2 separate regions of the Homo sapiens genome follow, and region 1 is linked to region 2. Evidence: read pairs that join two places in POLR2A ChIA-PET (ENCODE). Cell type or tissue: A673. All regions are shown on one strand. Links, peaks and the distances in the headings refer to the core of each region. The heading gives the core; the rest is flanking DNA. Region 1 overlaps DCK (deoxycytidine kinase). Region 2 holds the start of ENAM (enamelin).

What was found. Peaks named below come from ENCODE experiments on the same cell type or tissue, not always from the same donor. Only the 100,000 strongest peaks of a DNase experiment are listed, where the experiment ranks them.
Region 1: POLR2A ChIA-PET joins it to region 2 with 6 read pairs; 3 of 35 experiments call an interaction of 5 or more read pairs at or near these places.

The regions. Positions count from the first base shown.
Region 1 is chr4:71,027,302-71,031,651 of GRCh38, forward strand. It overlaps DCK (deoxycytidine kinase), which reads left to right. Exons shown (of 7, transcript NM_000788.3): 7 at 2,051-3,613. The coding sequence ends at 2,077. Among named protein-coding and RNA genes, the nearest start is that of DCK, 36 kb to the left of the region's middle. RefSeq lists an enhancer at 1,477-1,977. In A673, for the core only: no CTCF peak of the experiment used is centred there; a DNase peak (open chromatin) is centred at 2,430; H3K27ac peaks cover 450 bases.
Region 2 is chr4:70,626,645-70,631,050 of GRCh38, forward strand. It overlaps ENAM (enamelin), which reads left to right and starts at 2,100. Exons shown (of 9, transcript NM_031889.3): 1 at 2,100-2,320; 2 at 2,797-2,910. The coding sequence starts at 2,857. In A673, for the core only: no CTCF peak of the experiment used is centred there; no DNase peak of the experiment used is centred there.

The DNA of each region.
Region 1 (4,350 bases), core at 351-4,350, 400 kb after region 2:
GGATCATGTCAAGGATTAATTGACATTACTTAATCATTGAGTCATTGTCTTAATCACAGTTCATTTATTGCCCAAATCACTGGGAGTTGACTATATTCTGTTAAGTGAGTGGTGCCCATATTGATAAAGGGAATGGGTGAGAATTTATTGATGAATATTTGAGAGAGAATAGTAAGGGAATTGGTATAACAAATATCCCTATACCCATGTTGATAACTGAGTGATTAAGCTATAAAGAAGAAAGCACAATTTGGTTTAGTTTTGAGAAAAATTTGATTTTTCCTTTCTTTTGTGGCATAATGTCTGCTGTTTAATAGAGACTTGACATTCATAAGGGATATATCAAGGATTTTGAAAATCTTGACATTTTATGTAACTACTGTAGCGTATACATGTAGTTGTTTTTCCCATGGTATGAACTAAAGCTTATCTGGAAAATTCCAATGACCTCTTCATACTACTAATGATGTTAAAAATATAGGATAAATTCACTTACAATACTATTAAATGAAAAGTCAGCATTAAGTATTAACAGCCAACCATCAATTTAACTGACTTTGTAAATCACTTTTTAATTTTATCTAACACTTCTTTGTTTTGACTAAGAATCATTTCACATTATTATATTTACTTTTATTAATAATGCTAGCAGTTGACTTTCTTATTAAGGTATTTTTACAAGGCAATAATTTTTGTTTCTTGAGAATTATTGAGTAGCCTAGAATATGTAGAGAACAAGCATATTCTTACATTATGGTCAGTAGGCTAGGTTCATTGACTCCTTACATGATTTTCTGCACACACTGACATTGCAAAGTATGTGATTCACATATGTGCTTCAGAAACATGACAAATCTACTACATGTTTGATTTTCAAAGTTGCTTGAACTATTGTGCTTATTAATGTTATCAGTGTTAAAGCTGCATATGTCAGTGGTCTATGATATTTAAATGAAGAGATTATAAAATTGGTGTTACAGCTATTTTAGAACTATATCTATCTTAGATTGATAGATGCAGTGGCTCACACCTGTAATCCCAGCACTTTGGGAGGCTGAGGTGGGAAGACTGCTTGAGCCCAGGAGTTCCTGACCAGCTTGGGCAACATAGTGAGACCTCATCTCTATAAAAAACAAACAAAAACTAGCCAGACATGATGGTGTGCACCTAGCCAGGAGTTCAAGGCTGCAGTGAGCTTTGATTGCACCACTGTACTCAGCCTGGGTGACAGAGCAATAAATAACTCCTAAAATGACCTTTTAGGTCATTCATCTTTTACTACTGAAGTATTTAACAATATTTCTTTTTTTTCTCGAGACAGTCTTGCTCCGTCGCCCAGGCTGGAGTGCAATGGCACAATCTTGGCTCACTGCCATCTCCACCTCCCAGGTTCAACCAGTTCTGCCTCAGCCTCCTAAGTAGGTGGGATTACAAGTGCACGCCTCCATGCCTAGCTAATTTTTTTTTTTTTTTGAGACGGAGTTTTGCTCTTGTTGCCCAGGCTGGAGTGCGATGGCGCGATCTCAGCTCACCACAACCTCTGCCTCCCAGGTTCAAGCGATTCTTCTGCCTTGGCCTCCCTAGTAGCTGGGATTACAGGCATGTGCCACTATGCCCGGCTAATTTTGTATTTTTAGTAGAGAAGGGGTTTCTCCATGTTGGTCAGGCAGGTCTCGAACTCCTGACCGCAGGTGATCTGCCCGCCTCGGCCTCCCAAAGTGCTGGGATTATAGGCATGAGCCACTGCGCCTGGCCTATTTTTGTGTTTTTAGTAGAGATGGGGGGTTTCACCATGTTGGCCAGGCTGGTCTGAAACTCCTGACCTTAAGTGATCCACCCATCTCGGCCTCCCAAAATGCTAGAATTACAGGCATGAGCCGCTGCGCCCGGCCTTAACAATATTTCTTTGGAAAGTAAATGCAATGGCATTGTGGTAGTTACTTATACAGCTGGGGTCTTCAACTATTATATACTTTTAAATGAAGATGAATATTAGATACCTCAAATTAGTCAAGGAATTATACTGATTTTTTTTTCTTCCTTTCCTCAGGTCAAAGAGTTTTTGAGTACTTTGTGATCTTGCTGAAGACTACAGGCAGCCAAATGGTTCCAGATACTTCAGCTTTGTGTATCTTCGTAACTTCATATTAATATAAGTTTCTTTAGAAAACCCAAGTTTTTAATCGTTTTTGTTTTAAGGAAAAAAGATTTTTAAAATGAATCTTATGCAAAACTTTTTGACCAGTTTCTTTTCTTTTGTTTTTTTTTTAAAAAAGACATTTAAAGACAAAGACATTATTTCTCATAGCAGGAAATGTAGAGGTAGATGGTTCCAGTATCAGCATAGTGACTAAACTACATTATAAAAGATCCAGCTTCCTTCTGTCATTCCCCTCTTTTGTCTTCCTCAGCAGGTTGGCTTTTTTCCCTGGTGCCTCTCACTTCGTTGGTGACCAGTTTCTTAAACTGAAAGCTTTAATGTTACATAGTAAATGGTAGTGTGTCCTGTGTAAATTAGTGTACCTATTAAAAGTTGCAAAGTGGAATTAAAGGAATCCCTAGAATAAGGATTCTGAAGTTTTATTTTAAATTATTATCTTCTTAACAGTTTAGTCCCACCTCTTACTTCCTGCCTCAGTCTGCTTTCTCTACTGTCTGGATTAATTAGGCAGCCTGCTATAAAGTTAAAGTCACACATTTCTATTTTGCAAACACTGTGATTACTCTTTGCTTTGTAGTTTGCTTTGCTTTGTAGGGTTCTGCTTTTAAGTTTTTCTCTTTTTCAGACAAATTACTGATAAAAATGATATTGCTCTATATGTAATATATCCTGAAAGCATTATTTTTTGTTGAATAGGAAATAAAATTAATGAAGACAGAGGCTAGAAAGCATCCATTAATTAATGAGACACACTTAACTACTTATCTCTAAACCATCTATGTGAATATTTGTAAAAATAATGAATGGACTCATCTTAGTTCTGTATATAAATATATTTTCTTTCTAGTTTGTTTAGTTAAGGTGTGCAGTGTTTTTCCTGTGTATTAAACCTTTCCATTTTACGTTTTAGAAAATTTTATGTATTTTAAAATAAGGGGAAGAGTCATTTTCACTTTTAAACTACTATTTTTCTTTCCAAGTCATTTTTGTTTTTGGTTTCTTATTCAAAGATGATAATTTAGTGGATTAACCAGTCCAGACGCACTGATCTTTGCAAAGGAGACTTAATTTCAAATCTGTAATTACCATACATAAACTGTCTCATTATACGTATGCATTTTTTTAGTTTGTTTTTGTTTGGTATAAATTAATTTGTTAATTAAATATTTCTTAAGTATAAACCTTATGAACTACAGTGGAGCTACACTCATTGAAATGTAATTTCAGTTCTAAAAAGATGTAATAATCATTTTAGAATTAAAATTTATTCTACTTTTAAATAAATTATGAATATTAAAGGTGAAAATTGTATAAATTACTTTGATTCCATTTTAAGTGGAGACATATTTCAGTGATTTTTAGTAACCTTTAAAAATGTATAATGACTTTTAAAATTTGTAGAATTGAAAAGACGCTAATAAAAATTTATTATTTATTTGTCATGACTCAAAAGTTGTCTCAGTGTGGTGGTCATAATAGAATTGAGCCTAATGGTGGTCTGGATTATCTCTTGGATCTATTACCTATATCATGTCTTCCATTAGAATTTATTTATTGCTCTTTATAGTTTGCTCTCCTAGAAAGGTAATTAATAATACAAGACTTATTTTTCTCATCCAGAATTTTCTCTTCTGCTATGCCTAAAACTTGAAACTTATACCGAGCCACCTAGAACTTAAGTCTGTCATATGTTAAAGAACAGAGTTGTAAAATGTTTCTAAAATAGAGATATAGATGTTATTGCCTTTGAAAAATGCTAGATACATTGCAACATTAAGTCTGGTAAATAATAGCCTTCTTCATTTGACTAACTTACCTCTTCTTTTAATTTTTTTTTTTTTTTTGTTTTGAGAGAGGGTCTTGTTCTGTTGCCTAGGCCGGAGTACAGTGGCGCAGTTATAGTTTACTGTAGTCTTAAACTCCTGGGCTCAAGCAATACTGCCTCAGCCACTTAAGTAGCTGGGACTACAGGGCTTTCACCACCATGATGGCTAATTTTTTAAAATTATTTTTTGTATAGATGGGGTATTGTTGTCCAGTCTGGTCTCAAACTCCTGGGCTCAAGTGATCATCCTGCCTTGGCCTCCCAAAGCGCTGGGATTACAGGCACGAGCCATTGTGCCCTGCGCTAAAAGCTTTTTTTGAAATAGCTTTAGACTCATAAAAGTTGCAAGAATATTACAGAGTTC
Region 2 (4,406 bases), core at 310-4,309:
CTTTTCTGCTCCTGCTGGCTTAAAATCTAGAGCAATGAGGGGACCTTAAAGAGTGGAGGCAAAGGAAGAAGTTCACAGGCCCCCTGGAGAATATGGGTTCTTTTTCAGGGGGAGAAAAAAATGGTACATTTACACACAAATGCACAAATTCTTATATGCAATTTCTTAGGTTTCAGCTCCCAGGTTAACACATCTTATTTTAAGACTGAGAAGGGTAATGTAGAGAAAAAAATCAAAGAGATACATTAAAAAAAAAAATTTAAGCCAAATCATAAACATGTTTCACAAACAGTTGTAATTGCCTGAAGGGAAAAATAATTTACAAAATAAATAGAGATAAAGTAAAGGGGGAAAAACTCATAAAGGACTGATTTCAAAACATTTTATAGGCTGGACACAGTGGCTCATGCCTGTAATCCCAGCTACATTAGAGGCTGAGGCAGGAGAATCACTTGAACCCAGGAGACAGAGGTTTCAGTGAGCCAAGATCGCGCCACTGCACCCCAGCCTGGGTGACAGAGCCAGACTCTGTCTCAAAAAAAAAAAAAAATTATAAAGTTTGAGCTTTTTTTTTTCCTTTAAATGAAAGGAAATTTGGTAATTCTCCCAATCCAATCCAACAGTACTAAGAATTCACTCATTCAATAGCTTGGCTGGATTTTAGAAACATGAATTATTTCATGACAACTAACCACCCTTGTGGCCAAGAGAACAAGGGTAAATAGAGGAAAGTGATCAAAAGTGAGGTTTAGTGGCAACTCCCAACAACCTATATGGGTAAGGCCAAAATCAAAAATTACCCTCTACATGAATGGGCACAGGATAGGCCAGGTCATCCAGCATCAGAACTCCCATTTCACTTCCAAGAACACACTGTAGGTCACTGTCCCGTAAGTGTCCTACCATTTGCAAATTCATCTCAATGTGCACACAATATGATAAATACTACTCAGTTTCTACAAAATCAGACAAAGGCAAGCAGGTACTTGAAGCAGATTTAACTTTGCACATCTTGGATACACATAGAGTTAAAAGATAGTCCTAGCTTCATTTAAAGTCAAATATTCTAGCACATTTTTATTATTTGTGGCACGAAATATGTGGAGCAGAGAGGCACTGAGAAATACAATGCTATTTGGCCCAAAAGGAATGACACAGCACTTCTCTGTCCTTGGAAGAACAGCACCATGGGCAACCACTGGATTAACTTATATACACAATCATACCAAGTAGGAACAGGTTTTGCCATCAAGTTCATTCATTCTTGGTTTTTAAATCCCAACATTAAAATAAGCAAACATTGCCACAACAAATGTTTTCTCTTGTGAAGCCATAAGAGAACAGGAGAATCCAAGTTAAGCAAAGATAGCAAAGCTTGCTCTTGTCAATTAAAAGTGCAATTGGCCTATCTATTTGAAAGTGAAATCTTTATTATGGAAAGTCAGATTTCAGGAAAAAAATCCATAACATAACTGTTTCATTAAATTACTCAGGTCCTATTTTCATTAAGTTGTATTATCATAATAGCTGAGAGTTCATTTGCCATTGTACCCAACTCATCTAAAATTCTGAATCCCCAGTGACTGGATTATATTTGACTTCAAAAAGAACACTATGTCCTGCTAGCCTTATGTAATACAAAGTAAATCAAGTCACTGAGTTTTCACCCATGGATATAACATTCCAGTTCATTTTAATTACATATAAAATGTATATTAAGTAAATATATATATTAGCCTGCCTTTTGATGAAGGCAACTGACTTATGACAATAGCATACAGTTAATATTCGCCTTTGTTCCTGAAATATCTTTGTTATAAACATAGTTTCTATACTTTGAAAGCCAAATTCACCAAGGGAAGCATCTTCTAAATCTTACTGCTGTAAGCTCATTTTCCTGGACTGTTATTATACGTAATAAGAGACTTGACTTGACAGCTCCTATAATAACACATTCTAAATTTTAAATTCGATGTGTGTTTTTTACCTTAAACTCTTGTGATGACAAAACCATTTTCCTCAAAGCTGATTGGTTATGCAGGTCTACAACAGTGCTTAAATGGAACCTTGCTGTGCCAAGCTTTCTGACAAGGAGGAATCTTTTTATTTTGAGCCTTTTTGATACTGAACATGATATCTGAGTGAAGAATTTTTGTTTTATTATTAAGAAATAAATGTATCTTGCTTCTTGAGATCTCCCTGGCTTCAGCAATTTGTAGTTATTTCCACTATAGACCATTAAGAATATATTTCAAAGGCAAGCTAACAAAGTTCAAGTAAAAATTATTTTTTATATATTACAGCTTCTAATTGGCATTGGGTGAGTATTAGAGATTATCAACATAAATTACATATAGTGTCAAATAATGAATTTAATTCATAGATGTTGGTTAATTCTCCTTATTGCATTCCTTCTTGTTGGTTGTATAATCATTGTATGCAGACTAATCTTCTGATAAAACTTTAAACTCCTTGGTTTATTTGGTGTATTTGTTTTTCTTGTAAGTTTTTTCCAGCCTTCTTAGACCTCCTTTACTACTGTGACTTTGTACATTTCCCCATAGTGAAGTCTAGTTTTGTCAACATCGCCCTAGAAGTATCTCAAAATACAGTGCCTGTGTCATTTCCTCTCTGATTTAGCTTTCATCCTACTTTTAAAGCAACAGAAGATTAAACTTGATTTTGTGGCCCCCTAATACAGGTATGACTGGATAAAATAATTAACATGACATGTGCTGCCTTAGAACTGAAGCTTTGCTATTCATTTCATTTATTTGTTCCATTTCTATATTTTAGTTTCTTCTCAGGTTAAAGCTGTATTTTTCTTAAAGGCTTATAAAAATTTTGCTGAAAAAAATGTTGGTGCTTCGGTGCAGGCTTGGAACCTCTTTTCCTAAACTAGATAACTTGGTGAGTACTTTCATTTATTTTTGCCAATACATACAGGTTCTCAAACTAGATACTGTCAGAAATACACTTGAGAGGGCCAAACACTACTGAAATGTATCAGAAGACTCAAAGAGCATCTGCTTTCACAGATGGAATGGAAGAAGAACTTACACAGTCATTGTACTTTGTGGCAATCATTATGAGTGTTACTTTCAACTCAAAAAATAACTAATTATAGACTTTAATCACTAACTTTTAGAGATGGAAGGGATCTCAGTCATCCAACATAATATATTAATTTTACAAAAGAGAAAATGAGTTTTCTATTTGCAAATATAAAGGCTACATATATTATCAAGAATCACTGTGACAGCTACTAGAGAGATGAGATGAATGATTAAGCAAGGCAGAAATTAACCATCCAAAAGCACCCTTAAATCTTGGGCCATAATCTTAGAAACATTTAGCAAAGAAAGCTTTCACCAGTATTCTCTTTATTAGTTTCCACATATTGTTGTAACCTATACTAAACACTCTAAAATAACATTCAGCTGTTATTTTCATTCTCTATGATGTTCTAACTCTGAAAATCTTTAAATAGTAGGAAAGGTATTTACATACTACTGCTTCCTTTGTTTAATTACATTCTGCCAATTTTTCTAATGTATGAAAGATAACTGATTACACCCACAATTTAGGAAAATGTCCATTATAAAAATGCTAAAGCGTCATTTATGTTGCTCCTATAGGAAGTAAACAGAAGGGTGAGCATTGGCTCCAATTATGCTAGATAGATTTTATGTCCAGAAAAGGAAGAAAGAATGAAAGGAATGAAAACAACTGAGTGTCTACATGTTGGTTACTCTGCTAGGAAATGGACTATATCTGATATACGATGAAAATGAATCATTCTGATTAAAACCTTTTATTTTCCTCTATTGTATATGCAAATAGAAAGTTTTCTTAAGAAATTACTCAAGTAAATGTTTCAGAATAAACCTTGTTCCAAGATGTAAATACGAGACTTAATTTTACAAGTCTTTCATAATTAACTAGAGTGGGATAAATGAATGAACCCCGTTAAAAACAATCTCCAAACTTCATACATAAGTCTATATGTTTAATCAAGGTATCTAATAAAGAGATAAATTTACTATTCTGCCTATTTCCTATTTCTTCCTATTTTCCTGACCATCTTAGAGCATAAGTGATTTTTTTTTTTTTTTGAGACAGAGTCTCACTCTGTCGCCCAGGCTGGAGTGCAATGGCACGATCTTGGCTCACTGCAACCTCCTCCTCCTGGGTTCAAGCGATTCTCCTGCCTCAGCCTCCCAAGTGGCTGGTATTACAGGTGTGAGACACCACACCCGGCTAATTTTTGTATTTTTAGTAGAGACAAGGTTTCACCATGTTGGCTCAGCTGGTCTCAAGCTCCTGTCCTCAGGGGATCCACCCACCTCAGCCTCCCAAAGTGATGGGATTAAGGCGTGAGCCACCGCGCCTGGCCACATAAGTGA